Linked DNA regions of Mus musculus: all the other regions are linked to region 3. A link is a loop called in an ENCODE intact Hi-C map of the cell type or tissue named here. Cell type or tissue: left cerebral cortex. All regions are shown on one strand. Each heading gives the region's core, and the rest is flanking DNA. Links, peaks and the distances in the headings are about the cores only.

Region 1 (10,578 bases), core at 1,708-9,707, 410 kb before region 3:
CTACTTTTATTTTTTACATTTATTTACATTTGTGCATGTGCGTGCACATACATGATCAAATGTCACAACGACTGTAGGGCAGTCAGAGGACAACCTGCAGGAACTGGTTCCTCTCCCTCTAACATGTGAGCCAAGAGAACCCACTCAGATCACGGGGCTTGTGGCAAGCGCCTGTACCCACAAGACCACCTCACGGGCCTCCATTATCTACCATATGTTTATTCTGATACTTTCTCTAACAACCTTACTGAACTCTACACCGGGCTTTAACGGTCTTTCTTCTTCTTTGAACTTCTATCATTTGTTCTGCTTTGTGAGTAATGGAAGAATATTCTAATAATCTCTGTCAAGAATAACACCCCTAAACTCCCAAAATTCAACCTACTGTTCTCTGGCCATTACTAACCCTTACAGCTTTCTCATTTGTAGGTTTCTACTAATACTAACCTTCAGCCCTCTTGTCCCAGTCTCCCAATATTAACCTCTCTCCATCCTACTTCATTCTATAGTAGAAATCAGATAACATGCCACCAGACGCACTTAGCACTCTGTGTCAATCAATCTCCACGCTGCTGGTCCCTTTAATTCAACTGCCTGTAAAGGTCAAGCATGCATTAACTCAGCTTCCTCGCTCCACTCCACGCTTAGAATCGTACTGAGAAAATAAGAAAGTAGGAGTTCTGGAATATCATCCTAAACACGCTTGCAGCGATGTCCCATCCCATCATACACAGCTCACAAAATTCCCCCCTCTGTTTCCCTTGCCCACTACTTAAAGCTTTTACCATTAGTCTAAAATCATTCTGCACTGTTTTTTGTTTTTTTGTTTTTCTGGGGTTTTGTTGTTGTTGTTGTTGTTCACTTAGTAAATTAATTTCCTCTTACTGATACTCCTAGGTGTGTAATTTAAACTCCAACAAAACTATACTACAGGCCAGGTGGCGTCGTCAGGAGAGGCGCTTGCCGTGAAAGCCCAGCAGCTTAAATTTGATTCCCAACAGCCATGTAAAAGCAGGAGGAGAAAACTAAGATAAGAGTTGCCCACACAACTATTAATTGACCTCCACACAAGTGTGCTGCACGTGCACTTCCACACTGACACAGAGGACAAATAGAATATGCTGCAAATACCCTCACTGCTCAGCTCAGTGCTCCATCTCCTGTGAAAATGTCCTCTGAAGTACAAATTTCTGGTTTCTTTAAAAACTCAGTTATGTCATGAGATATTTTCTGGAAACTATCTTGTGAGAGGGCATGTGATGTTTTGCTGAAAACGTACACCTGAGAGGGACCATGGTGTTTAGAAAGAACATAAATAGAACCCCACAGACAGTAAGAGGATGCCCTTGACTGCTATGCCATGTACAACTTTGGTGGTCTTCATTCAGGACGTTCTTGCATTTCTACGCTGTGCAGTGCCTCACTGCTCTTCCCTTGTCTGTCCTGGTTTTCACTTTGTAGAGAGAAACACCAAAGGGCTTCTCGTGGCACTCCTGCCGCTAATTTTGGCCGCTTCCACCGACTGGTGCCAATTCAGTGGAGCCTTGCTCTTTCTGTTGTATACTGCTATTGCTTCTGGCTTCTGGTTCATGTTTGGTGTTTGCTACTGGACTGGCCTGTTGATATTGAGGCCCCAAGGAAATATTTATAAACAGGTCCACAACTCCCTTTTCTTATTAACCTTCTTTTTCCCCTACCTTTGGTTCGTGGGCTAGAAGGGAGGTTGAAGCATTTATGAAAAAGTAGGTTTTGAAAAATCTAAGCCTACAGTCCTCCATACATAAGCTTCTCCTACGATTCCTTAGTGCATGGCTCCACCTCAAGGTATAGACACCATTGCCTTCCATGACATCTGCTCATCTATGTGTTCTGTGAAAGACTATTCCTCAGACGACCAAGAAGTGCATTTCAGTGTTTGTTTATCCCAAGCAACTGCTTAAGCAAAGTGATGAATGGTCCCGCTAAAGTACAATCCCTTCACCCTGGAATTATATAAAAGAAATGAGTTTAGGAGAAATGAATTTAGGGAAAATAAATTTATCAAAATCTTAGTTAAGACAAATTTGAGCCGGGTGTGGTGGTGCACGCCTTTAATCCCAGCACTTGGGAGGCAGAGGCAGGCAGATTTCTGAGTTCGAGGCCAGCCTGGTCTACAAAGTAAGTTCCAGGACAGCCAGGGCTACACAGAGAAACCCTGTCTCAAAAAAAAAAAAAAAAAAAAAAAAGACAAATTTGACTGTAACATCAATAGCAAATTTTACATTCACTAGATAAAATGCTCATATGTAAAATATTTTTTCACATAAACAATAGAAAAATCTTTTACTGAAAGTTAAACAGCACTTTGCTTACTATACCTGAATGGATAGCAACTAGACAAACTTCAGCTCCTCCCAGGACAGTATTGTTGGCACCACTGCTGTGCCTTCTATAGTCACGGGTAGTCTGAGTAGTGAGAATCCTATGACAACATTGCCACTCACAAAACACTAATCTCACATTCTCTTTTTAAATGTTTTATTGGTTCTTTGTGAATTTCACATCATGTACCCCAATCTCACTCACCTTGCCCTTTGCCCTTGAACACTACCCCCTAACACAGAAAAACAAAAGCTTTCTGTGGACACTGTAGTGTGTTGCCATGTGTCCCAAATGTGTGAGCTCTACCGTGCTGCCCAGGTGAGGTACAGGACCTGCTCTCCCAAGTGCTGCAGTAGGGGAGGGGCAGGAGCAGATCTTCTGCTCTTATGACCCCAGGTCCATGTCTCCTACCTGCTGCCAGTGTACTGGGGCAAGGGGGAAGGAGGATATCGCTCCCTTGTCCATACCTCTGCATGAGAAACAAGTGGTAGGGCCAGCTCTTCCTAGATCTTATCCTCAGGGCCAGCTCACCTACAACTCCCACAAAGTGTGGGGGCCCCACTTTCCTGAGTACTGCAGCTGGATAGAGGTGGCATCAGCTCACCTGCTCTCCTGTCCCCAAGGCCAGGTCTCCCACTATACCCAGTGAGAGGTGGGACCAGTTCTGCACAGCCCTCAGTCATCAGCATGTCCCCAGGCAGCAGCCCAGACCAGGGACATCCACCTGGCCCTTGGTGCTAACAGACCCCTGCTGCTTCAGGGCCACAGACTCAGACATGACCCCCAGTGCCAGCACAGGCCAGGACCCCACCATGGTCCCAGATGGCATCACCAGCTACTAACATCAGGCTGTTCCTCACTGCACTTGAGTCTCTGGTTCTGCCTCTCTTCATTGTGCCCACATCCTTCTGCTTCTCTTTCTCTTCTATTTCTCTGCCACTGACTTGCTCCTCTTAGTGGCACTTGGGGTCTCTGAGTGTCTGGGGTCATCTCAGGAGTGGTCTCGGGAGTGCTGTGCTGTGCTCATGCAGTACGGCACCAGGCAGGGGTCATCTCGGTCATCGTCTTCCCTCCCGGGCCTGCACAGTGCCAGGCTGGTGGTAGTCTCAGGCTCCCTTTTCTCAGGGAGTGTTAGACTACTGTTCACTTAGATGTTCATAGGTTAGAACACTGAGCCTAGACATAGGATTTCTCTCCTCTGCCACCCACTTACACACACACAGGACTCGGCAGCCACACCTGGCACCTGCAGGGCAGGTCAAATTCTTTAAAGCATAGAAGAAACACCAACCATGAAAACCAACTGCCACTCCACCCAGCCTTCCACTAAAGTGTGCTTTTAAGTAAGCAACTATTAACACACAGAGGTAATATACTGTGAAGAATAAAAGCATGTCCTAAAGGGTCACAGACAATATGATCTTCTCTTTATCATGTTAAAACCAACTAAAATAAATATGCATATATTTTAAGAGAATACAAGGACCCAGCTTCAGGATGGCGGCCAAATTAAATGGAGACAGACCCAGAAAGAGATTGTAGGGATAACAACAATCTGTGGAAACCTTAGCTTTCATTTTAGTACTAGACATTCAGTTCCTACATTATTTTTTAAGTAGTTAAAAGGAGAGGGAATAAGGGAGGTAGAGGGGTAAAGAGGAAGAAGGAAGAAAAGGGAGGAGAGAAAAAGAGATAAGTAGAGGAGAAAAGTCAAAAGAGAAAAGCAAACCACACATATACCAAACACTGACAGTGTTTCAGACCAAAGAGGAGTGAGCATTCGCGATGGCACAAGACAGCGCCACACAGCACTGAGTGCAGTGTGCAGCCTAACACTAACCTACTATCTCCCAGTCAAACCCAAAGCTCACCCACCCATCCAACCCCCACTTTGTCGCAATTGAGTGTGTTTGTTATAAGTGGCCTATAATGAATGTGGGGCCTCAGACTCTCCTAAGTAGACATTCTCCTCAGCAAAAAACTAGCCAAAGGGAAGGAGGGGGCTGTACAAATGAAAACGTGACTAATCTTCATTGATTGGCTCTCTGTAATAGAGGTGACAGTTCCCACAGGCCTCTGAGTAGCAATGGTGATTGTCTCTCATTCTCTCGATGCTTACCAAGGGCTGATCATATGTAAAATCTCATAAGCAAAGGACTTACAGTTCATACTTGAATCCAGTCTAGTATTTCCCTAGAAAGCTCCAGAATCAAGAGTCTCCTCAAGAGGACCTCCCAGGCTTTTAGCCACTGCTCACACAACAAACACCAAAGCGGTTCATGTGCAGTGAGGTTATACTGATTCTCCAAATTAGAAGACACCAGATCTCCATGACAGCCACTGGCAAAAACACACATGGGGTTTCCTGAGTGCAACACTGTCCGTCTTACCTGCTATCTCCAGGAGTGCGCTAACATGGTCTCCATCTGCCAGCTTCACAAAGCCAACCTGACCTTGGAAAGTGCCAATCCCTTGGAAGGGCAAAGCCAAGTGTTTCCCTTCAAGGATCTCCTCAACGAATGGCTTCAATTCCAAAAGTGCATCGGTACCGCTAGTGAGAGATGACGTTTCAGCATGGCATAAAAAGCAAAATAGAAAAATAAAATAAATATGGAATAAAGAAATCCAATTTTTTGAAAATAAATTGTATATTATAGTAATTATTTCAAAGTTCAAAATATCATTTAAATCTAACCTATGTTTAAAAACCAATATTAATCTTTAGACAACTATAGAAGTGACTTAAGTCTTTTCCTAGTTATAATTACTATTAAAGACATAAAAGCAGATCGTATTTCATTATTCATCAAGAAACTTCTAAGTCAGATGTGGTAGTACACACCTGTAAACATGGAACTCTGGAGGCTGAGGCAGGAGGACAGCAAATTTGAGTTTGAGGCCAAGCTGGACCACAGTAGTAGACTACAACAAGACCTTAACTCAAAATAAACAAATAATAAACTGCTAACCAAGAAAACACTACCGGAATAACTGAAAGTGCTGTGTGCACAGCTCTGCTGTGGAGCACCTGCTGGCTGTGTGCGAGGGCCTACCTAGATTCAGTCTCCAGTCCTAGATCCAATCTATCCCTCCAGGGTAGAGAGAGAATTAAAACTACATTTTTACTAATTTTTTACTAATGATATATCCCAAACCAACCTACCACACACAAGAACTTTGCTAGGTTGTGAGGAATGTTCTAACCTTCTGTTTGTTTTTTGTTTCCAGGGGTGGGGTTTCAGGCAGGTTCTCATGTACAGAAGGATGGTTCTGAACGTGTGGCCACCCTGCTACCACTTCCCAGATGTTAGGGTGACAGGCACGCACCATGCCCAGTTTCAAACCCAGGCTGTGTCTGACAGAGCAGACAAGCACTTTACCAACCAAACCATGTCCCCAGCCCAAGTCCTAGATTCAAAACAAAACAGAAGAAAAACAGGACTCACTGTTTGCAATGCATTCCACTAAAACTGAAATAGGCATTTTCTCTCAAAATACAACACTCTTTGTGATATGATTTCTTAAAACTGGGTTCAAATAAAGTATAAGTTTATCTATATCTGCCAACCAGAGCTAACAGTTTGTTAGAGCTGTTTAGCCCGTGTTCACTTATGGCCACTTTGTGTTTCAAATCTTCATTGCTCTTTATACTTCGAATCAGATACGAGCAAACTGTGCACAGTCTTAAACTTAGGGTCAATCACTTCCACTTCCGGCTCAAAAAGAATTCTGGTGGGTGTAGCTTAGCATGAGAAAAAATTAAACTCTCACTAGAGGGCAGCAATTGCTTAAAAAAGAAATGAACGCAGGCGGTTTGGAGAGGCTTTTCAAACTGTCTAACAAACCTGCCTCTGGATCAAGGCAGTCAAATACACGAAATACAGATTTCTGTAGTGTTTTCATATTTCTAAATCTTCACACCCAAGCTCTGAAGGAACCCATGCATGCACTTCAGCCACACCGCAGAGATAACGTAATGCTGGAGAACTGCTTTTACATGCCAGCGTTTCTCCCTGCGCCTCCACGGCTACCTCTGAAGTCAGGTGTGCCTAACTGCATTCGCAGCCATGGGACACAGACACACTCCTAGTCCAACGCTGCCCTTCCCTTCGCTGAATTCTGTGAGGCAAAGCACGGGATCACAGAGCACTCACACACATACAGTAGACTGAAGGAATTAACACAAGACATCCAGTCCCATGGAACTATAAACCACAAGCTAAGGCAAACCATGAGAGAGAGACTAAGACCTCCCAGAAGCAATGAATCTGCAGAGTCCTGGTAAAGGAAACAGGCGGCCTACACAGTGCTGGCATTCAGTTATCTGGCTGAATAAAGCAAAGCATTTACCTAATGAGGCGCTATTGATCCAGTGGGTGCCTTAGGAAGCACTGCTATTAGATCCTTCTAAACATGGGTTCTCAAGAGTGCTTTGTGAAAGACTTCTATATACTTAAGTTTATTCTTTAACTTAAGTAAAGGTTTTTAATTTTTAAAAAAAGAGTATATGCATAACAAAACAGAACTCTGAAACTGAGTTCAGGACAGCTGATATTCAAATTAAGCTAGGACAACTATCTTATCAATTAACAGCTGCTTTATCCTAAAATATTTCTACTTCTTCCTTCTACACTGTGAAGACTCAAAAGGACCTCATATAATAGCTACCAAAACCAGTTCATGATTTTAAAAATGTCTGTTGGATATATTCAACATCCAATCTATTGACTAAACCCTATTCTTTTTTTTTAAGATTTATATATTTAATGCATATAAGTACACTGTCGCTATTTTCAAACACACCAGAAGAGGGCATCAGATCCCATTATAGATTGTTGTGAGCCACCATGTAGGTGCTGAGAATTGAACTCAGGAACTTTGGAAGAGCAGTCAGTGCTCTTAACCACTGAGCCATCTCACCAGTCCAAGATCCTAAACTTTGAAGAATTAAAATGAATATGGACTAGGAACTAATCCAAATAGCTAACATACTATACAATATGAGATGAAAAAACAAAGTTAGACTAGGGGTACTTAAAAAATCATTCACATTAAAAACTGTCTCTCCAGAAAATGCCATCCATTTTCTAGTTAGACGCCCAGACAGAAGACACACCTTGCATCACACCATCTCTTAGAAGTTGACAGCTCTGCTCCTCCAGATGTGGGCAGGTTTCATGAAATCAGCTGAAACCCTTGGAGAAAAGACTTGGGGCCAAAGGAATTCTATTCCCAGACTGCCTTTGGATTGAGCCCATAGCACAAACTCTTCTGGCTCCCCAGCCTTCCAGTCTTCCCAATAGATTTCAGACTTACCAACACTCACAACCATGTGAGCCAGTTCTGTGAATGAATCTCTACATAGGCAGCTATTTCTACTTGGATGGATAGAGAACGGGAATTTGTGTGCTCATACCCGACCTGTTCTGTCCTTAGAGAACCCTGACAATTGATAAAGTAGGACAACTGTTGCTATGGACCAATCCATCACACAGGGTGAGATTCTGCCCAACTACTCTCACTCCGGGGCACACCTTTGGTTTGTCTTCCTTGAGAAGCATCAAAGCATTTGTTTCTTCTTATGATTGGTATATTGATAAGCTGAAATAAAGCAAGAAATATCTCTGCTTCTCTCTGCCCTTGAAGGTCATAAAGATCAGAAGACTGCTGGCTGTCACACAAGGGTCGACTGCGTCAAGACCTTAACTACATTCATCATAATGTGGCCAACCGTGAATTACTAATGTATTTTCTTTTCCTCTCTTCTATGTTTCCCTCACCCTCTCCCCAACTCAAGCCTTTTCTTCATTCCCTCAGGAGCCATATGGGTCAGAAACAGGAATAATCCTTTGTTCATCCTTGCTTTGGTTTTCCAAAGAATTCAAGCTTGAACTTAATACATCAAAAGCCACAGGAGACAGCAAGGAATTCTACAATCAGTGACTTACAGTCAACCTTTATGGACTGTGGAGTGGAGGCGTGGAATGGAATAGCATGGCCCTGAGAGTGAGTGGGGCAAGCTGAACCAGAAATGCCCACCCCACCCCAGGAAAGTAACAGCTCTGATGACGGACAGCCACGAGTAAGAGCCTGCTGGGGCACATGCTAGGCTCTTGCTTGTACTGACACTGTTTACTGGGATAGCAGGCATATGTCAGGCTGCTAAGAAAGGGTGGCTCTGTCAGAGTTCCTGAATCTCCACCTAGAGACTCTGCTTAGACTCTAGCATCAGATGCCGGAGTGTTCTAGATAATTAACGTAGGCACTAAACCTGTGTAACCGAACGATGCCACTGATAACAGAGTGAACAGAGCATCTTGATTACGAGTACTGAACCAGCATGTAGTGGAACCTGTCTTAACCTCAGTCAGCTGAGGCCAGAGGTCAGAAGTCCAGGGCCACACTTGACACATCCGGTCCACATTATATAGAACAAAAAATGAAAAGCCCTGTCTGCATTGACTTGCAGTCACCATGGTCAGGAAGAAGACTAGTTCATTAAATTCCCATGCCTCGTTGGGCTCACAATGCTTGCTCACAGTGGAGTAATAATAGGGAAAGTAATATGCAGGGAAGACGGTACTCACATATTTACTTCATCTTCGTTTAATAACTGCATCACTAGCAAGGTAATATGAAAGGAGCCGTCGCCCACCATGGCTTTGGTCAGTCGCTTATCCTGCTGTAGTATCGAATTTTGCAAGACTTTAATTCCGGTTGTAATCTAATCACACATACAAAAAAAAAAAAAAAAAGACTTAAGGAAAAATTTAAATCAGTAAGAAAAATAAGCATCAAACTACCAAAATTAAAGTGAAGATGAGATTCCACAACTAAATAAACACGCAATTATTTGTTTAGTTGATCCCTCACTTGCTAGAGAGTTAACTGGATTCTTGGTATGATATATAAACATAGACAGGCAGAAATGTGTGTGCATCTTGCAAGCATGGAGCACAAGGCTCTTTCTTTGCAGAGTGAGTCACTGACTGAGTGGGAAAACTCCCTGTGGCCACACATTCTTTTAGAAATGTGTCCTTGTAATATGGATCTGACTCACTAATTATGAACATTCCTAAGAGAAAAGCTTTATTCTTCCACAGAAAGGTCAAATCAGCAGACAACATTCCATTTCTGTTAGAAGTAATATTTATTTGTCCCACAGTGAATGCGTTGGATCTCTTCCTTGCTGCCTTTAAGGTTTTCTGGGATAGGAGGAATTCCAATAAGAATGATTGTTGCCATGTTTTCCTAACTTGTGAGAGGTGGGGCATAACCACGGAGACAGAGCTGAAGGCTTCCAAGTCTGACCTTATGCATTCAGGGGAAAGCCCCTCAGCTCGGGCTGCTCTCTGACTTCCCTCTCAGTACCTGGGAAGTACTGAGATCTTCTGGATCGGGAAGAGGGACAATGTATCTCCCTCCTCCATTTCCTGTTAGAGTCATAGATTCTAGCCAACTTGTAAATGGCAGTGTACTATGAAATAAAACAGCAAGCCCCAAGAAAGGCCGCAGAGAATTCATAAAAGCCTCAGGACAACAGAATTACTGAGAGAAAAGGAAAGGCTGTGCTCGCAATAGGAGCAGCATCCAGTGAAACAAAACAGAACAGGCAGGGATAAGGAGAGAGGGGGTCACGAGCCTAGCAGGCTGTTCTGATTCTGGAGTGGCTGTGTGACCCTGAACAATGCCCGCATTATCCATCTGTGGATTGCACTGAGCAAGTCGGAAGACGCCGTCCTAGGCTTTCTCCTTGAATCAGCCTCCAAGTCCCATGCTTTAGACCCCTTTTTGTCCCTGTAGAACCCGATCTGAGAAGAAGCTTGAGAAGTCACTTTGGTCACTTTGGTGAAAACCTCCCATCCCTGGTACCCTGACTACTGTCCCTGTGGCCTTCCTTCAGCCGTGGTTCTGCCAGCAATGACCTTAGCACTGTCCCTTGTTACAAAGTTCAACTGTACTTCTACGCCGGAATAAAGCCCATCTCGCTCAGTAAGGCCATTACCTACCTCCTATATCCCACTCCTGTGTCCATGGAGCCTGGTACAGTGAAAACAAATCTAGCCTTAAAATTGTCCGAGGAGGGGGCTGGAGAGGGGGTCTCAGCAGTTGTTCTCCCAGAGGACCCAGGTTTGGTTGTCAGCACCCTCGTAGCAGTTCACAACTGCCTGCAACTGCAGTTCCAGGGAAGCTGACACCTTCACACAGACACACATG
Region 2 (10,578 bases), core at 1,750-9,749, 670 kb after region 3:
ATGCTAAGCATCATGCCTCACATGTTGTAAACATTCAGCCAAGGACATTTTTCCTCATCATTAAGACCCCACGGTCATCCATCATCTCTTTTTCCAAACAAATACAAGGCGGAGCTCACCTCAGCCACAGTAAGGACGCAGTACATTGCCTGGTGGTCAGGGTCCACGCCTTCTAGCTTCATGCCCACTTTGAATCCATTTTTGTTATATGGGAAGGATTGGTGCTGAAATGCAAAGCAGCAGCAGCTTTGAGAGCGAGTTAATTTTTTATGGAATAAATGTAAGTTTAAAATACTAAAAAGATGGAGGGATCAATGACCTGAGATGAAATAATCTCCAGCTGTAATATTAAAATGATAGTCTAACAAAGTAGAGGTCAGTCAGCCATTGCCACGGGGTGAGAGACAGGGCAGAAAGGTGCATATAGCATTACAGGAAGGAAACACAAGAACTAGCAGTGCTGACCTGTCGGCAGAGACAGATCTGGTGCTTAGGGAAACACAGTGACAAGGGTGACACGTTATTGCCTTTTAATACTGACAATTTGAATCATATGATGATACTAATTTTTAAACATGTGCAAAGGTGGGATGGAGAGGTAGCTCAGTACGCAAGAACATGTGCTTTCTTCCCTCAGGGAGGGTCCAGTTTCCGTTCCCAGTTCCCAGTTCTCTTCTGCCTCTGCAGGCAACCACTCGTGGGCACCCAAACTTATTATTGAAAATAAATTGCTTTTAGAAATATAAGTTAGGGACAGGTGGATCTCTGAGTTCGAGGCCAGCCTGGTCTACAGAGCGAGTTCCAGGACAGCCAGGGCCACACAGACAAACTCTGTCTCAGAGGTGGGGAGTGGGGTAGAGTGAAAGTCTACTATGTAAGGTACAGAAAACAATTATCCAGAACAAGCTGTAATTACGATTATGTTTGAATTAAGATTCTCAATAATGATGCAATTCCTCTAATGTCCACTACACCTTTATTTTGTTTATTCATAACTAGAACGAACTCAAAGAAGTGACTTACATGGACAGAAGTACAGTCTGTGTGCTGAATCTTACTCACCAGAGCTTTGTAAATATGATCCTACTGGAGGACAGCTACTCCTGATAACTTACCTATTACCTATGGCTACCTTTATGCACATTATGGAAAAAGTTCTATTGTGGCGACACACTCCAGATGCCCTTTAAAAAGGAAATCCTATCTTAATCTGGAGACAAGAGATCCTATGCAGAGGTATACCCACTATCCACACTTTAAACTGATTTTAAATGATAGGATATTCTCATCAGGAATATGAGGTAAAGCATCTTAATAGGATGTATAACTCAATAACTCATTCTTGATCCCTCATAATTAGACATAAAGGGTATCTACTAGTTTCTCAGTAGCAGTATTCCTATAATGCAGAATGAGGGAATCCCAGTAAATGCTGAGGGGAAATTGTGAGCACGTATGCATGGGCGTGCACAGTGCTGTACACACTAATAATAATAGAGCTAATAACGGCTGCCTTGTGAGGAATCTTCCACATGCATACTCATAACAAAAATACACCCAAGTCACACTTCCTGCGCAGATAATGGGATGACAGCATGGACGTAGAGTGTCTGATGCTTTGCCTTTACACATAGCACTGCGGAAGGCCTCTTACCTCTTTGAACAGCTTCGTAGGCACAGCCACTGCTTTCTCCTCCTCCAGGTAGGAAGCCCAACACCAGGTCTTCTTGCCTTTAGGAGGCAAGCCTGAAAGACAATACACCAAATAAGAGGCTTTCCAAAGCTACGAAATCAATGAAATGCCCCAGGACATCTGTCTTCTGCAGCCAGTGGGGTTTCTGGCTCTTCCTTTCCGTGGCTGACATGTCCCTCCTTTTCTGGTCCCTGTTCCAGAGGAACAATAACTGGGAAGTCTGATGACGCACGAGGGAACGCGCTTGGCATACATGAAGAGAAGCTACAGAAAGTAACATTGTCTAGAACCGACATGGTCATGTGTTGCTTGTTCTCACGCCATGGACAGCTGGGGATAGGAAACCACTGAGTGGTTATCCAATATCTGCTCATCTTGGAGATGAAATAAACATTGATGTGGTGACAGGCAGATTCATTAGGTACAAAACAATGCATATGTGATAAAGATCAGAAGCCTCTGGATTAAATGGCTCTGGATCAGAAGGTGCTCGAACGGGGAAGGGGGGTCGGGCATGTGACAGGATCGCTCGTAGCAGCACCGGAAGCGCTTGTGAGTCCCCAGGGATGTGTCAAGCCCGTTTGGAGCACATTAACAGAAGGGAACGTGAACGGTTACGAAAAAGAAATACTGACTGAAAGCAAGGCGTACACGAGCCACCGCTTTGGAATCTCACACTGAGGGCTTTCGGAGGACAGGAGACAGAATCTGAAGGGCGAGGCAACACCACGCTACGTGACTAGAGATTTCATATACTTCCCTTAGTCACCCAAAAGGACCAACCAGACAGAAAGGTATCTTAAAGCGCCTGGATGCAGGGTCACTGGGTTCACAGCCCCTCCAGGGAAGAGTGAAGGCCTGAAGGTTGGTAGCTGGGCTGCACAGATCTCTACTGACCTCGAGCAAAGACCCGGCAGGGCACAAGCATCCGGCCATGTGAAGTAAAGCAGAGAGGAGCTTATGTGGAAATGACCTGAGAGCCAATCCCAAGAAGGAGGAGGGTTTATCCAACCAACCAGCAAGGAAGAGGACCTGAGATCGACTGGGTTTATAAGCTCTGGCTTTAAGGGAAGCAGGAAGAGACAGGGCCACTCTGGAAGCATGTGCTTGAGAGAGCACAATTGAACATGTAACATCTTGGGAAATGGGTAAAGGGGCAGAAGCAGGAACTACCCCCTTGATGGATATACTTGTAAATAAAAGGAGGTATTCCATACATACATGGTAACAACTTGAAAATTAGTGAACTTTCCTAAACGGTTACGTCAAGCCTTCGTTTTTATGGAGAAAAACCACACCAAGGAGAAACTCAAAGAATTCTCTGTGACTGTGGAGTACGATAAAAGACTGGACGTTCCTGTGACACATTTCAGGGCCACTGAGTCAGCACAACATTTCCATCATCAGCTCACCTTGCTTTAAGACGGCAGAATCCCCGCGTCTTTTCCTTCTGGCTCTCTGAGAACCCCTCAGGATCCTTCCATCTTGTTTGTTCTCCTAGAGCGAGAAAGAAAAGTTTTACATTTACAGGATCATGAGGTTGGTCTCCAGGAAAATTTTGAGGTCTGTCAAAAAGCTTTTTGCTGTGGATCTGTGTTTCCGTTTCACTTCCTAGCTCTTAAAGAAAACACTATGGTCCGCTTGAGAGCATGTTGGTTTTGAACTGAGTCACTGGAAGAGAGCATTTCCAGTTGCTCTTTGGAAGAGCTCCCTCCTCCTTAAAACATCCTGGTCTTAGCTCCATGACTCTGCCTGCTCTCCTCAGACCTACTGGTCTCTTACCCAGGCTCACTGCTGATGCCTGCACCCATTCAACCTCTATTCCACTCTAGCCTGGAGGTGCGAGGAGGGGTAGGAACAACTTGAAGTGCTACTGAGCTCAGAGGAAGGCCCTGGGTGCCATTCCTCGAGCTCTTGCCAGTCTTCCTGTGAGTCAGGATCTCCCAGTGGCTAGCACTTCAGGTCAGTGAGCTCCAGGAATCCTTCTGCCTCCACAGCCACTAGGAGCTACGGTCCCTACCTTTTTGTACAGGTCCTGGAAATCAAAACTTAGGTCCTTATATTCACACGGCAAATGCTTTACTGACAACCATCCCCCCATCCCTCGAGATCATCTGTATCCTAAATAACCTCATCCTCTATCGCTAGCTTCCTTTTCCTGACTTCATGTTTCTGTCTGTCTGCCTAACACGTTTGAGATGTGGAGGTACCAAGTGCAACAAACTCTGCACCCCCTGAAAGGCCTCTGCAGAGCTTTTTTTTCCATCACCCTTGAGTTCACATTCCAGGCATTTGTTCAATCCAGAAATCTGCAGTTCTTAGAATCCCTGATTCTTCTCTTCTTATATCCTCAGAACCCTACCTAACTCTAACAAAAACCACCTAATCTAACCTCACATGACCCTCTACCACGTAAGGGCTATGACACTGCAAGATTATCTAACTGCTTTTCCTGACTATACCCCTACTTATCTGGGTCAAAGCAAACTGGTCATGCCAAAACAAATCCAACACAGCATCCCCTTGCCTTTAACTTCACAGTGTTTTCCCACTATACTCAGGAAGCCATAAAGTTGACCTGATCCAGTCACACTGGCCTCAGCTTCCTCATTCCGCTTTGCCCTAATCCTCTGTGCACCTGTGACTTTGATGTCCGTCCCTCCTACCTAATGAGCTACAGCTGTACTCACTTTGGGTTGTGTCTTGCAAAGTGCTCAATGCACATAGCTGGCTCCTCCTCACGGTTCACATCTCAACGTTCCTGTCTTGCTTGGAGCCCTCCCGTAATAGCCAACGTAAGCTAGTTAGCCAATCCTAATGCTCTATGTTAAATGCCAACATAGCACTGAGGAGAAACTGATATCGGTTCTTTTGCATATCATGCCTCCTTAGCCAGAGCACAAGGTCTTCAGGAAGAAGGACCTAATTCCAGCTACATGTCTTACTCCTCCGTATTGCCAACCCATTGAATCTCGGGACAGAAATGATCCCTTAACTAGCATTCACTAACTCGAACAACTGACTCCAGAACAGATCTGGTGGCCAGCGGCAGCCCAAGATGACTGCGCATGCCTCTGAATGGACACATAAGGGCTACTAACCATTTCATCATCTCTCTCTTCTCCATCGTCCTTGGAGTCCGCCTTCAGAGACAATTTTGGCTTTTTCTTTCGACTACACTTAGGATCTTCCTCATCGTTGTCTTCGCCTCCATCCCGTTCATCCTTTTGATCTCTGTTGTGTTTATAACCCCAAAACAGTGACAGGAAACAACACCCATCAAACATCTACATGTGGACTATCGATGCAAAAATTATTTTTAAAAAATGCTCTCCAAAGGAAATGTTTAATTACCAAGAGTGGTCCATAGGCATTAGCATATCATACATATAGAGAACATTAAATCATAGTTCATAGATCTGTCTGCATACATAGAAACTGGAAATTGTTTTATATATTAATTTCAAAAGGGAACTAGCAATATATATACTATGGATCCTAATGAGTTTATAATGGCTTGTCTGCCATGATAATAAAAGAATCAATTATTTACAGATATATGTTTCCAGGGCAAATAGAAACCAAAGTCCTAGCAATTTTAAGATTGGCAAATCTAGTAGAAAAGACCAATGGTAAATTTGTAATCAGTTTGCCAATACAAAACAATCAGCAATTTCTACATTGATTAGGATATGTGAGAATCTCCACTGAAACATAAAAGCCAAGGGACTAGAAAGATGGCTCCATGGCTAAGAACAATGGCTGCTCTTTCAAAGGACCCAGGTTCTATTCCAAACACCACCTGGTGGCTCATAATTGTCTATAAATACAGTTCTAGGGAAACTGAAGACCCCTTTTGACATCTGAGGCATGCATGTGGTACATAGATATACATGTAGGCAAAATATCTATATAACTACATTTTTGTTTGTTTGTTTTGTTTTTTTTTTTTTTTTTTTTTTTTTTTTGAGACAGGGTTTCTCTGTGTAGTCCTGGCTGACCTGGAACTCACTCTGTAGACCAGGCTGGCCTCGAACTCAGAAATTCGCCTGCCTCTGCCTCCCAAGTGCTGGGATTAAAGCCACCACCGCCCAGCTATAACTACATTAAAAAAAAATTAAACTAGATTTAAAAATAAATGTCAAGTCATTTATTTTGTCCTATACTATTATATGCAAGGAACACATCTTTTTGTTCCTAGGTTGCATTTTGTTAAATAGTCCTCGGATGGGTTGGTGGCACACTGTGTGCACACTGAAGCCATCCTATGAGGACCTACTATATTATCTCTAGTTCCAAGGAGTTGACTGCCCATCTTACCAGTGGTACCTCTATTCTCTGTGTGGTGTTTCAACAGAGTTACCTCAGGATTCCAAAAAATATAAACAAGTGTGTTATGAGTATCAGTACCATCTAACTGTGTCCATAGGTCAGAAATACCTGAGCACTCTTTATTTGAAACAATGAAATTAATGGCAACAGTGGTCGACCACAGAGACAGAACATTACTACTGTGATGGACCAAGTGTGAGAGAAGGCACTACATCTAATGCAGGGGTCAAGGCCCATCTGTTACTGGAGAGAAAGTCTAAGAGACAAGTTTGAGGGGGGAAACAGATGTCCTATGGTACACAGTCTCCCCAGATCCTGTGATCTGGAAGTCTCTGATCCACTTTAGAGATGGAAGGGAAAGGGACCTACTTGTCTTTGGCATGCCGAGCACAATTCTGGCTGCAATACTTTCCTCCCGAAAGACATTCATCTCCGTTGCCATACTGACAACAGTTCTCACAAAACTGAAGCCCGTCTGCTTTTGATTGCTCCTTCAGCCTGAAGGGTACCCCAGTCTTCTCTGAAAAGACTAGAAGATGAAAAGAAGACGAAATATTACAACCAAGCTAGAAGGCATGTATATTTAAACTTTCTCTTCTACTAATTTTGTTAGCAGCACAATAAAGAATAATGTTTGTTGAATGAATCAGTGATTGAACGATAAAGTTGGGGGGAGGGGCTAAGCTTGGCAGTAATCAGTTGAATCAGTTCTACTAAAAAAAAAAAAAAAATCTTGAAAAAGGGCCTGTGGGAAAGCAGAGGCAGGCAGATTTCTTTGAGTGTGAGATTTGCTTGTCTACATAGTAAGACCTATCTCAACAGTAACACATCTCCAAAGAGGATAAGCATGAGAACTTGGCTTTCTCCATAGAGTTCAAAATAGAATAAAAATAACTGGAATTAGTTACTAGATTTAATACTATTGGTCTACAAGTTCCAATCTACACGTCAATCTTGGATAAAGCTAAAAAGCTCACGCGTGTTGTTTCATGTGTACAACATTTTGATGAGAGCGGTTTTTACTTAGTTGTCTAAATTAACACATACAATTTTAATGTAATTAATCTCCTGGATCATAATTATCCGAATTATTTAGGACCTCATATTCCCTTCTGCCCGAATCATTCAGCAAACATTTGTTAGTCACCAATTTATACTGGACACTGATTATGTCAGTGTGGACCTTGTCCAAGACAGCTCACAGGCTAGAAGAGAAGCCACACAAGAAACCTGGTGCTTATAATCGTGTGGATGCATGCAGTCATAGAAGTGCAAGGAAGTTTTTGAACTGCAGAGGAAGAAGTGGTTCACTCAGCCAGGGGTAAGGTCGAGAAAAAGTTTCTGACACAGCCCCTCATCAGGGTTTTTAAGGCAAAAAAAAAAAAAAAAAAAAAAAAAAAGACAAAGAAAGAAATGGCCTCTAAATCAGAAACAAACAAACAAACAAACCAAATCCGGCATGAACAAAGGCAGGGAAGCAGAAACCACAGGATGATCTGGGACAGTGACATGTAGGTCCATACTGCTTGAGCCATAAGCACAAGACACAGAGAAGGTGACAGAGTTGCAAGCAGAGAAGTTGCACAGAGAAGCAAGCAGGTGGGAGCAAGCCTCCAGGTCTTTGAAGTCTTTGCTAGGTCAGCAAAGGCAAGGAGAAATGAACAAGGAAGCAAGTGAGCAGTCTACATAAGCCCCGCTGACGTCAGGGTGCAGGATAAATCGGGGAGGGGTGAGTTAGAAGCGATGATTATTTAAGAGCCTTCTATGATAGATTAAGTGAGGGTTAGAGGCCTAAAGTCAGGGAGTTGCTGTAGTGACAGCCAGATCTGAGACACATTTAGGGAATAAAAACCGAGAGCATTAGAAAACCGATGGGTGAAACAAATTCGGGATGACTCCTCGATTTCTTGATTATGCACCGTGTAGATGGCGCTACCATCGGCTGAAATACGGGTTACTGAGGAAAAGAGCAGGTTTAGGAAAAGGGAGAAAGAAAAGGAAAATAAATTGCATTTCAGACTTGTGGAGTTTGAGGTACCTGTGGGACATCCAGGTGGAGATGTCCAGTAGGCAGGTGGAAATACGGGCCTGGAGCTCGGGGGAGAAGTCGGGGCTGGAGATAGATCGGAATCATCAGCATATATGTGTAACTTAAAACTATCGGAGTAGAAAAAAATAACAAAGTGCCAGGCTTTTTGGCTGAATCAACTAGGAAGGCCATTATCAACTTGGGTTTACTTGAAAATTTGCAACTAACTTTGTGCTATTACAGATCTGGCACTAGAAATGAGGCAGTTTATAATTATTTTAAAATAGAAAGTCTGGCTCCTGTCTGTTTCATTACAAAAAAAAAAAATTATATAGGAACATGAAACACAGAAGTAACCCAGGGCTTTCAAAGTCTGGCCTCCTATAAAAGTCTGGTTTCAAAGCACTCAATGCGAAGATCTAAGCAGCGGTTGGGTGGCCTTACCGTCTTGAGCAGTTGGGACCATCCATGTGGTAGTGGCTGTAGCTTTCTTAACACTTTCCATCTCGCTTTCGTCTGTGATAACTTCCAAAGCTCCAAACTCATTTACTCGAAACTGGCAAGAACATGGAAGAGAAAAACACGGAAATTTATAAGGAAACTCCTGGGGTGTTATTTATTTCACTGCAGACACACAGGCTTTTAGCACACTAAGCACCTGCCAGGAGTGGAACAATTCTATTTTGGATGAGTTTTTTAATAACAGTAAGCCCCCCCCTTTTTTAAATAAATTTGGGGCTGAGAGGGATTAGAAGGCAACAGTAGGTGCCCCTACAGCCATGCATATAGAAAGTGGCCCAACACTTCTAACTGGTACTTCTGACACATTTTTATTAAGATTTTTATTTATTTAATACTAGGGTTCTTTTAGGATTTAAATATTATATGTAAGTACACTGTAGCTGTCTTCAGACACACCAGAAGAGGGCGTCAGATCTTGTTACAGATGGTTGTGAGCCACCATGTGGTTGCTGGGAATTGAACTCAGGACCTTCAGAAGAGCAGTCAGTGCTTTTACCTGCTGAGCCATCTCTCCAGCCCCCTACTATTATTTACTTAGCAAAGTTACAAAAGGGGAATTCTCCCCTCTATCCCCTAGGAATTGATTCATCTCACTAGAGCAGGCATAGTTCAAAGAGAAGGACATAATGGCCCTTCACCTTTCTCCTTATATCCAAGATGAAAATGCATAAGCTATACCCTCCCCAGCACCACACTTCCATTTTCTTTCACTACTCTCAAAAATTCTCCACCAATTTTAGCTCCAGGTTTCCCAAGCAGCAAGGAGAAAATGAATAAATAACCATAAGAACTGAACAAGTCTACCACATGCCAGCATGCCAGCAGGTCACGGAAGAGAAAGGTCACTCCCAAGTCCTGGAGTTCTCCTTCCTGACCCTACAAGCTTCCGGTCACCCCATGCCAGCTGCACAGAAAGCAGGTTTCTGCACCAACCGGTTTCTATTCAAGAAGGCTTAAATTACTGCTGTTGTACCATGGCAGGGACTCTGTTCTCTCTGACTCAAAAATTCATGGATCTAAATGTTTTTCTTCACTCTTTATACTTTCCATAAAACAGAATAGCAATCAGGATTCATGGCTGTTAGCAGGATATATATATATATATATATATATATTCCACACTCATTGTATAAAATCATTAAATACTTTCTAGATGGAATGAATTGAAATAGTTTAGGAATATGGGAGTGTCTACTCCCTTTTATGTATTCTGAAAATAAATTCACAGGCAATGTGCATCGCATAAGTAGTGTCCATGCCAGTTCAGAAAATAGTGAAAGTCCATTTCATGGACAAGAACTAAAAATAACTTTTTTGAAAAAAGAAAACTTAAAGTTCACACACAAAAAAAGAATTACTCAACTAGCAACTCTTCAAAGTAAGGCTGACAGTACCATCTACTGGGCAAGAGTAGATAAAACAAGCCACTACAATCATTATTTAATGATATTAAAGAAAGTGATACAAAAATCACTTCTGAGTTCAGTTTTTCAATGATTCACTAAGAAGGGTAATTCTTTTGTTACTTGTAATTCACACTAACATATTCTTACTTGACAAGTGCAAGATGTGAGAAATTGCACCAGACATTTAGAGTAGACAGAAGGGATCCTAATGGTTGCTAAGTTGCAAACCACCCTGCATTATAAACACCCCAAAAAGGACACCAGACCGAATCTCTTGTTGGAAAGTGCAGGTCCGACACTTGGAAGGGTAAATACTCTTGAAGCTAAAAGGTAATAATATCTCTACGAACACACTTAACCTTAGCCATCTTCTCCTCTGCTAACATTACTGCCATAACGGACAGCCTAAGTACAAAGCAGACATGCGGTGTCACTTGGGGACACAGCCCCGAGCCAGAGACCAAGGATGGACACCAAGGGCTGATGCCTGAAACAGGTGTAAGAGGAAGCTATATGCACACTTGCAGGGCTAGGATCCGTAGGCTTCACCATACCTCAAAGGTACCCTAAAACCCCAAAACTTAGACAACATCTGC
Region 3 (10,578 bases), core at 1,126-9,125:
GAAGATTCCTGTAAACAACCGCAGTGAAACTCATTAGGTCCTTCCTCCACCCACTGAAAGGACCTGAAGTTAAAGGAAGGTTAGCAGGTTAGCTGGAAAGAGTCAGTGGAGGAAGGGAAGACAAAAGAGAATAGTAGATATGTGTGTGTGAGCGTGTGTATGTGCGTGTGTGTGTGTGTGTGTGTGTGTGTGTGTTTGTGTGGGTGTGTATGATCGAAACACATTATGTCACAATGAAACCCATTATTATGCAATACTAATAATACATGCTAACAAAAACATTAAACTGAAGAAATGTATCTCTGAGATGTCTTATGAGCAAAGAATTGAATGAGGTTTAAGCCTGCATGAAGTTGAAGAGTAGATGGGAAAATAACCTCTCTTTATTGGTGCTTTCCAAAGAAGACTATATCCAATCTGGCTTAGATCTGTACCCAACATCTGGAGGCTGCTGCATGGGCATTGGGGAGCAGAGAGCCTGGTGGTTTCCATAGCCTGGAACCCTATGGATAGACAGGAATCTTGTCTCCAGAGAAAGGAAGTATGTTTGTTCCCCTTTACCATGAAACTGTGTCTTAAAACAGCAGAAATGTATTTCTATAGTTTTGGAGGATAGAAGGTCAAAAAAAAAAAAAAAGTTCTTTGCAAAGGCCCTAAAGGGAATCTTTATTCTCTTTCAGATTTTGGTGGCTCCTGGTCTTCTTAAGTGAGTGGCAGTATGACTCCAAGCTTTTTCCTGTGTCTCCACAAGGTCTCTCTCCTTATATGTGTCTTTGTTCCTTTGGGGGGGTCTCTTATTTGAACACTGTCATTAACATTAGTGCTTGGCCTAACCTAGTTTGATAGTCTTAAATTTTATCTTCCCTTTACCTATAAAATCCCTATTTCTAAATAAAGGTATAGTCTGTGATGTACAGAGCACAAAAATCTTGGAGTAAAGAAAGCCCCACTTCACTTACTATATGAGAGAAGAGTGGGTGGTGTTCCCAGGGGTTGGGGAAGGTCTGTAAAGGTGTCTCCTGTGAGATATATTGGGAAATGAGGGTATAAGTGACTTCGTGGTGGATCTCACAGTCTAGGAGTAGAGACAGGCTGATAAGTGCCTATAGTGCAGTGAGAGTTAATGGTAGATTATATAACACTAACTTAGAGGGGGAGTGTGCCTAGGGATGCAAGATGAGGTCATCTCAATGAGGGGATATTGAGTTGTCTTGAGCAAAGCATAGAAATACTGATGAATGCTAGATTCAAAATTGAGGCAATCCTTTTTTTTTTTTTTACAACCTTAAAAAATCAAGGTCTTTGCATTTCACTAGATTGCATCCTCTTTTCCATAGGAAGGCACTTGAGTATATATTACAGAACTGACATGGGTTTGAAAGCTGCGTATGGGCCCATTAATTTTTGGTAGACACCTATTTCTTGCTCCTAGAATCATAGTTGTTGCTTGATGTTTCTTCTTGGCCCATTGCTCCTTCTCTAGTTTTCTATTAACCACTTAATTTAATAAACCTTCATCTGTACTGACAATAAATGTGTTAATATTCCTCCATATCACAATAAGTGGCCTTTCATGGTGTGGCTAGTAGCCATGTCTCTGATACACTAGAGTTCTATCTCTTGGTGCAGATATGAAAGGTGTTGCTTCCCATGAGGTCTTTCTCACAGAGGGCCAAGAGGTTCCCGAAGTGCCTAGACAGGTACTTCTTGTCATTTAGCAGACTGTTTGTCTACAGTCTGAAAGTGGCCCAAATTTTCATAGAAATTGGAAACTCAGGGGGTATCAAAAGGCCAAAGTTTCTTGCTTAAAAGGTTTTCTGGTCCCAGGTTTTATTTGCTATTATAAGAATCAGCCTTCATAGCATTGTTAATATGAATGTCTACAGACATGGTATTTTTCCTGATTTATTGCTTGACATTTAGTTCTTCAATCTTAATGTCTAGATTTTTTTTTCTTTTTTCAATTCCATCTTTAGCTTTGTCAACAATGGGATTCAAATGATGAAATTTAATTATTTGAGATATACAGTGAGTCCATGTGATTCCACTATAAAAAAGAACAGAAAAAAAAAAAAAAAAGAAGAAAAGAATGGGCTGAGAAGATGGCCTGGTGGGTAAGGACTTGTCAGGCAAGTGTGAAGATCTGAATTCAACTCTCCAGCATCTACGTAGAGCTCAGTGTAGAGCATGGGTCTGTAATTCCAGGGTTCTTAAAGTGAGATGGGCGGTAGAGTTGGGGGGGGGTCCTCAGAAGCTTGGGGGCCAGCCTGGTCTGTGCGATAACATAGAACAAAGACTCTATCTCATACAGGGAGGAAGTTGAGGACCAACACCCAAGGATGTCCTGTGACCCCCATGGATGTGTGGTGGAATGCACATACCTGGTAATACACATGTTACACACATATCATCATCACACACAAAGAAAAGAGAAAGGAAGAGTATATTAAAGAAATTAGAGGGAGAAAAGAGTTGACAGACGTGCTAAGAAAATTCATGTAATCACAAAGCATTCTTTATGTGACATTTAAACAGAAAGTCTGTTCACATCGAAAGTCAAGGCAGACGGCGGAGAAATACAATAATTAAGAAGAAGATCATTGGTCTGCACCCACTTCCCATGCTGGTTCTCATTGAACTTAGTGTCACTTCATTCATATTTAAAAGCAGACCAATTCAGTTTATCTTTGCTATCTCAGAACATTATTGTAGCCTTTGTCCTAAACACTGAAGTACCGACATAGTGATTCCTGGGCCTCTTGGTTTTCTTGATCCAGAGCTTCTGTCATGGCATTTCTACATTCTTGTGTGTGTGTGTGTGTGTGTGTGTGTGTGTGTAAAATCATGAACTAGAACCACAAACCATGAATAATTAGGAAGAAACTCCCCTGTGGATTTTCAGAGGACTGGGGATGTTCCAGCATAGGATTCTATATTTTCTTCAACTGTGCAGTGTTTGGAAAGAACAGTTTTATTAAGTATCCCTGGAGCTGGAGCTATTCAAGCAGTTCCTATTGACTCTTGCATTAAAGTGGTGTGCATGCCAGGGGGCACTGTAGAATCAGGCAGAGTATTTGATGTCTTTTAGGAAATTTAGAGAAGCGTATGGAAGGACCCTTTTGCAATCTGTGATATTTAGAGTGTGGGCTTCCTCATGGCAGACCTGGGCTTACATCTGGCTTGATGACCTCCCGGCCGAGTCCTTTGTAAATAACTCCTTCCACATCTGTCTCCTCCACCCGAAAGCAGGGAAGAGACGCTCCTTTGTTTCTCCATGATCATTAGATGCAATGCCAGAGCATTTCTCTGCCCTCATCTTTCCTGCTAGTCTTCAGAGCCAGCCCACACTGCCTTCCCTAGGCCAGTCTCATACCTTGCCACTACTGATTTTTTTTTTTAATTTTATCTTATTTTTTATTTATCACACAAGTCAGAAGAGGACACAACATTATTTTTACTGTCACTCTAAGACAAACACTTTGCCACCTCCAAAGCGTCCACATCATCCAAGCATTAACCCTGCCATTTGGACAGAACCTCTGGTTCTTTTGGGGTTCTGGATCTGAATATTAGAACACCTGTGCAGGGGTGGAGGGTGGGGTTCTATGTGGCTGCTCTGCTGCCTCCTCAAATTCATTATCTGCTCTGTTTCCAGGTGGGACTTATCACCTTATTCCCAGAGCTGGGTTTTCCTTCTCTTGTTCTGTATTAATGACACGATATTTTTAGCTATCCTAGAGAAAACAGAATTATCTTCAATGCATCCTTTTAGCCATCCTAGAGAAAACAAAATTTATATTCAATGGCTTCTTCTCCTTGAATCTTTATGTTAGAAACTGAAATTCATGTCTATCCCTTTTCTTCTCCTCATTCCTCGATCCTGTGTGTATCAAGTACATTTATGAAGCCCCTTGTTTGCTCCTCTGCAGCAAGCTCATTGTGATTGTTGGCATCTCAGTGTTATCCACATAGAAAAACGGTGAAGCCAAATATAAAGGCTCAACGCTGGAAACACCCATTCTGGATATGAATCCCGTTGCTGTGAATTCCTCCCACAGTTCACCAGCTTTACCCAGCCCCAGACATCTCATCTGGACGGGGAACACTGATAGTACTTGCCTCATGAGGCCATTAAGATTTAGTGCTTTAGCTCATGTCGACTGTTGAAGAAGCCCCAGTGTGCAGTAGATATGATACACGTGAGAGGTTACACATGAGAGGCACTAACCAGCTCCCGCTTCCTCTCTCTGCAGCTGGATCCCTTTCTTTACCTAAACAAAGCTGTCAGGAGATCGATCGGTTCCATTTGGCTGTGTGCTCATTCTCTCCCAAATACGGGTGTTCTCTGCCTGGCGTGCCAGACGCTGTCAAACTCACCTCTCACTTTTGCTAACCTCCTCCTCGTCCAGAGGGCACATCTCCAGGTGGCTCACTTCTTTCCAGTGTTTGTCTCCTGTGTGTCAAGATAGGCATTTTCCTGAACTGTCCTCTGACGGCTCTGAGGTGTAAAACATTCATTTATTTGGGGGCATCTCATACATGTTCACTGCATCTCAATCATTCCAGTCCCCCTCCATCACTCCCAATTCATGTTTGTTACTTACATGTGTATTCATAGGTATATGTACACATGTATGGATATGCACATGTGTGTATAACCTACTGAGCCAGTGAGCCTGTACTAGATCCTTTAGCTCCACAATCTCTCCCAGTCTTCTGGACTTGCCAGTCCTGCTCACACATGACTAACTCATGCATGTGTCATGAGTGTAAGACTTTATGTAACTTGCCCAAGGTCAGAGAGATTTGCATCAGTTTACATGACCCCCTTGCCTGGGCACACGGACACTTAGCATACCCCACAATATAAATAAGGGCACAGCAGAGCTGAGCTTCGATCTTGGATTTTTGTCCAAGTCTACACACACACACACACACACACACACACACACACACAGCTTGATTTGTGGGTTCAGAGCAACTACAACTAGCAGGGGCTTATTCCATCAAAGGGGGCGTGTAAGGCAGGACCTGCCTCTTACAGTCGAAGCAGAAACTACGATGAAGCTGTTTTTGTTCCGTCTCTAGGTTTAAGCACGTGAATTTAGTTGAGCCGATCAGAAGCACTTGGCTGAGCCTTGCGCCTGGTCAGATGGTTTTGTAAGGAAGCAGGCACATTGGAAGAAGCACCAGCAATTCCTTGCGTGGTGTGATACAGAATCCCAGATTCACTCTGTGGTGGGTACTGGTAGCTCCCGGGGTCCTCCCCAGCAGAGGACTATGGGAGGATACATGTCATCCTGGCTCTGGAGAGGCAAAGAAAGCTCCCTACAGCTCTCCTCCAGACAGCCTATCCAAATGTCTGCACGCCAGGTTAAGTAAGAGACGCCATCTCAAAATGTAATGCATAGAGCAACGGAAGAAGGCAGTCAACGCTGGCTTCTGACAGCTTACACAACCACATACACATCAGGTGACGGGGAGAATGGTAATGTTCTTCACAAGTTCATAAACTCCAAACCATCTACTCCAAACCAAAGTTGCCCAACAAAGGCAGACACTGACAAGACTTCTCCAGGGAAAACATCAGCACAAAAGAGATGTGATAACCCAGGCTCTTGCGCGCCTTCATTTCAGCCTGCTTCACAGTGACATGCGCAGTATGAAGCAGCCCTGAAATGGAAGCAGCCTGTATTTGCAAGCGGAATGAGTGGTGCTTTGAAGGTGATAGATAGAATAAGATTCAGCTTGCCTGCACAGGATTATCTAGTTTGCATTAATTGACGTGGGAAGACCCACCATAACTGTGGGCAGGACCTTTCATTTGCCTTGGATTCTAGACTGTGCAAATGGAGAAAACGGGGTGAAGCACAGGCTGATTGCTCTTTCCAGTGTGGGTGTAAACAGCCACTTCAAACTCCTGCTGCCCTGACTCCCACTGCCATAATGGACTAAACTCTGAACTGTGCTCTAAAATAAACTCATTCCCTCATAAGTTGCTTTTGTCACGCTATTTATCACAGCAACAGGAGAAGAAACTGAGAGGTAGTTGGGGCACCTGATACCTGATTTAAATTTTAACTGAAATGTTTTCACCAAAAGGGGTACATGCTGTACCCCAAAGAACTCCATCTGAAATTGGCCATACAGTAGAATAAGGGCAGTTAATTTTAGAAGGAGACATTTTCCATTTAAAAGATCTTAACTGGAACAATCACTATTACAACTTCAGCAAAGGGCCAGCAAGATGTCTCAGTAGCTGCAGGTGCTTGCTAACTTTGCTCCCCAGAACCAATGTAAAGGTGGAATGAAAGAACCAACTCCCGCAAACTTGTCACACACCAGTAATAATAATAATGATAATAGTCAAAGTAGCAAGAAATTCCAGATTAAAAAAATAATAAACCTTATAAGTTATTTCATGAAATCTTGGAGTGCTTTAGTTCCAGCGAAGTGTCTTTGTCCCATTTGCTGAAGCAAGCGGTAAACTGTGGAGAAATAACAACCCTGATGAACCATGCTTGTCTAGCAATAAGCTATGCTCTGGAAGGGGGAGGGGCCATCCAAGACTTTCATCATTGCTACACGCTGTGGTTAATCATTTAAAGGAAAAATTAGCCTCCCCCCCCCCCCAATTTTTAAGTACCATCCAGAGCTCTGGATCTTTCAGGAGTGCTGGGCCAGTGGATAAAACATATGCTGCTTTCTCTTCCTGATGGAAGTTGAGTTGCTTCTGGGCCATTTGTGAACCACCTGGTGCTCAAAGACCAATGTGGAAATCCAGCAAGCTGTTTCCATGGTGATGAGGCTTCCTCTTTCTGGCAACCACTCCTCCCCCCAGCCTCCTATCCTTTTCAACTGTCAGGAGTTTAGATTTGCTGTAAAGAGCAGGAATAATGATAACACAAGTGCAGCGTTCTCTCTCTCTCTCTCTCTCTCTCTCTCTCTCTCTCTCTCTCTCTCTCCAGGGTACTCTCCAGGTGTATCTACTATATGCCAAAAATCAGCGGGGAATCCCCTTTGCGCACAGGTGGAGATGCTCAGACATATTAGGATCTGTATTAGATCAGTGTTCTATAGTAGAACAGAGTGATAGAATGATAAAGCGAGATTCAATAGATTGGCTGACATGATCAAGGTCTAGACAAATCACTGATTGCTGCCTTCACCCTAGAGATGCAAAGAACCCAAAAGCTGTCCAGTCCACAAGGCCAGAAGCCTTAGCAGTCTCAGTATGGTGGTAAAAGCCTGGAGGACTTGTGGAGGATCTTCAGTCCACACTAGAAGGCAGAAGCGGAGTTCTAATGCCAGTTTGTGCTCAGTAATCCCCAGTTAATGTAATCAGGATGGTGTGGTGGTTCTCATCGTCGATGCTAGGGTCATAGGATCTACTTGGAGAAATTGTGAGAATTATAAGTCACGCTTGAAGCATTCTGGGGGGGGGGAGGTGTTTAGTAAATGCTACTTGGGTGCCTGGAGAACCTGGGATATATATATGGTACTAGGAAGTGACATAGCAGAATGCTGGCTCCTGTGTCACCTGTGGCGTGAGTCCCAACGCCTTGCTTATCACATGGTTTTTATTGCCGTTAATGACATGCCAACCCAGGTAGTATAAAGGAAGGGTCTCACCTGGACTTACGGTCAGCATCTGATTATTTACACTGGGACATAGGAAGCATCCCAAATTTCAGTGAAAATGCGCATATCAGCCATATGTTTAAAGTCTTATCAGTTGACTGAAGCATTTTATTATTGAAAGACTAAGCTGTTCTGAATTAATGGTGGCTGTTAAAGCTGTTAAATTGACACACCAAGACGGTTACGGTGAGCATTAAAATGGTCATCGAGTAAATGGGGAACGTGTTTGGAAGTTAACCAGCATTAACTTTGATTCTTTCCTTATATGGTGTTGAAAGGATCATTATTTATCTTTTTTTGGAGGGGGGAGGGCAATACCACGGATCCGGACCCAGGGCCTGGATCCACGGGCTTGGGAAGAGCTTTACCGCTGAGCTCTACATACGTCCAGGCTTCTGTTCACTTTTGTTTCTGCAACAGAGCCTCACCAAGCTGCTAAAGCAGGCCTGATTCTCTGAAGTCTGCTGAGCAGCTGGAATTATGGACCTGAACGATCAGACTTGACCATTATATACCTTTGAGCAAAGAAACTATGACAATTTGAATAGTAATATAAGTTGGCATGAGAGTAGATTATATTAAAATCCTACATTCATTGTTTTGGTATACTGATACATTTTAAAAATAATTTTTAGGCACTGTGTTTAATTTGAACTTCTACCTGGGTCCTGATTCTTGTAAAAAAAAAAAAATAGGAGGAGAATTTTAAAATACAGGATGTCAAAATTTCCACCTCAGACTTTATAAAGAAGAGCACCATGTACATGGTGCAGCTAGCACGAGTCCCTTTTTGATGTTGACGGGATAAAGATGTAAAGAAGAAGAAGGAGGAAAATGATCAGGGAAAAGGTGGCCTCTCCAGAATGTACCATATTGCCAACCAAACCGTAGAAAGAGATTTACACACACACACACACAAAAGCCTTAAGAAGATTATTGTTTTATAGATGACTTTTCAGAGGCTTCAGTGGGAAGTAGAAGATGGGTGAATAGATTGCTCCAGCCCTCCAGTCAGTGCTCATAAAACGGGGTGAAGGTTTCTCTTCTTTGCTTTTCTGACTGTATGGGTGTAAAGGCACAGAGTTGCTTACAGAAAGCACGCTCTGGATTTCAACCCACCACCAGTCTCCGAAGGACCCTGATCACTTCCTGTCCAGAGGCCTCGCTGATATTTCTATTTTCCTTAAGTTTCTAATTTTTTAATTAAAAAATGTTCCAAATAGTGTACTTTGATCATATTTCCCCGCCTCCAACTACTCCCAGGTAATTTCCACCATCCATGCAACTTCATGTAAATGTGTTCTCTCTTTGTCTCCAAACCACACAAGAAACAAGAACAAACCAACAACAAACAAGTGACTGAGAAACAAAAATCAAGACAAGCAGGCAAAAGACTCACAAGACGGGGAAAAAAGGCAAAGCAAAGCAAAGCAAAGCAACAGGAAAAAAAAAAAGTACACATTGAATTTGTTTTATGTTGGCCAACCATTTCCGGGGCCTGTCCTGGAGTGTGGTTCATAAGCCAAGTGAAATTCCATCGGAAAAATGGATCTATTGGAGATGACTTCCTGTTATGTGTGGGACTTCTCTGTCAACTTCTCCCCTATAGCCCTGGGACCCATACTGGCATGGACTTGTGCAGGCCGGCTGCATGCTTCACAGTCTCCGTGAGTCCGTATGTGCACCAGTCCTGTGGTGGTTGGAAGACATTGTCTCCTCGGTATTCCCCATCACCTCTGGCTTTCCTCTTCCTCTCCACCAGAGCTCCCTGAACCTGAGCAGAGAGATTTGATGAAGATGCCTGTCAGCACGTTGTCCTACTATGGATCTCTGTGTTGCTTCCCATCTACTCCCAGAAGCTTCTCCGATGTGGGTCGAGTGCATCACTGATCTATAGATATAGCAGCATGTCACCATGCTGACTGACATTTCTTAAAACTTAGAAATGAGTGAAGGGCTTCGCACACACTGAAGCAAGGGCAGCTCTGGGCCCTGATCACTTCCTGTCCAGAGGCCTCGCTGATATTTCTATTTTCCTTAAGTTTCTAATTTTTTAATTAAAAAATGTTCCAAATAGTGTACTTTGATCATATTTCCCCGCCTCCAACTACTCCCAGGTAATTTCCACCATCCATGCAACTTCATGTAAATGTGTTCTCTCTTTGTCTCCAAACCACACAAGAAACAAGAACAAACCAACAACAAACAAGTGACTGAGAAACAAAAATCAAGACAAGCAGGCAAAAGACTCACAAGACGGGGAAAAAAGGCAAAGCAAAGCATAGCAAAGCAACAGGAAAAAAAAAAGTACACATTGCATCCTTGCTTTTCCTCACGGAGAGCTTTCTTCTTGCCAGTTTTCTACAGAGTCACTGGTAATGTTCGCTGTTTTGCTCAACCCAGAGTGCTTCCCCTCATTTTCAGGGGTATGAAAAGGTCTATTAAAAAGGCTTCCTAGATCCTTTCAGTTAAAACAAAACCTGGGGAAGTGTCACTGTGCCGTTAAGTGTGGCCACTTGGTGGCGCCAAAAAGTAACCTTAACCCTTACAAAGAGCAATAGAAAGATAAACAGACACGCTTTTGATAAAGGTGTATTGCGACTGTGTACTTCTTCTTCTTTTCCCTTTTTATTTAAAATGAAGATGGTCAGTAGTCCAAGGAGTGAGTGTAAACTGGAAAAGTCTCTCAGTTCTTTTATCCTTGACCTATTTAAACTCAACTGCCATGGCTTTCAAGTATGTTCCTTGGGGAACTAGACTGAAAAGTGATGTCTGATGTTTACAGAGCCCTGGATACATGCATCACACGGTTTAGCATATAAATATTTCTATTGTTCATTTTTTTGTGAGTTTTCATTTTTCAAATCCTTACCACACTGTAGTTAGAACAGTATCCGTCACTGTCAATTTACATGGAGAAGCTGACTCGAGAGTGAT

What was found. A loop is a pair of places that touch in the nucleus more often than their neighbours do. Peaks named below come from ENCODE experiments on the same cell type or tissue, not always from the same donor. Only the 100,000 strongest peaks of a DNase experiment are listed, where the experiment ranks them.
Region 1: it touches region 3 in a loop (3-fold over the local background); 9 of 42 quality-filtered maps call a loop at or near these places.
Region 2: a loop joins it to region 3, with 5 times the contacts of the local background. A loop is called at or near these places in 25 of 42 quality-filtered maps.

What each region holds. Positions count from the first base shown.
Region 1 is chr10:25,262,557-25,273,134 of GRCm38, forward strand. Akap7 (A kinase (PRKA) anchor protein 7) reads right to left here. Exons shown (of 8, transcript NM_001379238.1): 4 at 8,949-9,085; 5 at 4,752-4,912. Gm25016 (a small nucleolar RNA gene) reads right to left here and starts at 3,619; the gene lies at 3,489-3,619. In left cerebral cortex, for the core only: CTCF peaks have their summits at 6,124 (motif pointing right) and 7,154 (motif pointing right); DNase peaks (open chromatin) are centred at 6,131 and 9,352; H3K27ac peaks cover 180 bases.
Region 2 is chr10:26,336,114-26,346,691 of GRCm38, forward strand. It overlaps L3mbtl3 (L3MBTL3 histone methyl-lysine binding protein), which reads right to left. Exons shown (of 22, transcript NM_001359254.1): 3 at 8,499-8,610; 4 at 8,064-8,138; 5 at 6,395-6,554; 6 at 4,795-4,927; 7 at 3,106-3,190; 8 at 1,655-1,746; 9 at 120-224. Among named protein-coding and RNA genes, the nearest start is that of L3mbtl3, 33 kb to the right of the region's middle. In left cerebral cortex, for the core only: no CTCF peak of the experiment used is centred there; no DNase peak of the experiment used is centred there.
Region 3 is chr10:25,671,283-25,681,860 of GRCm38, forward strand. Gm29571 (predicted gene 29571) reads left to right here. Exons shown (of 4, transcript NR_136909.1): 4 at 681-2,061. Among named protein-coding and RNA genes, the nearest start is that of Gm36543, 38 kb to the right of the region's middle. In left cerebral cortex, for the core only: no CTCF peak of the experiment used is centred there; DNase peaks (open chromatin) are centred at 4,187, 5,564 and 6,793.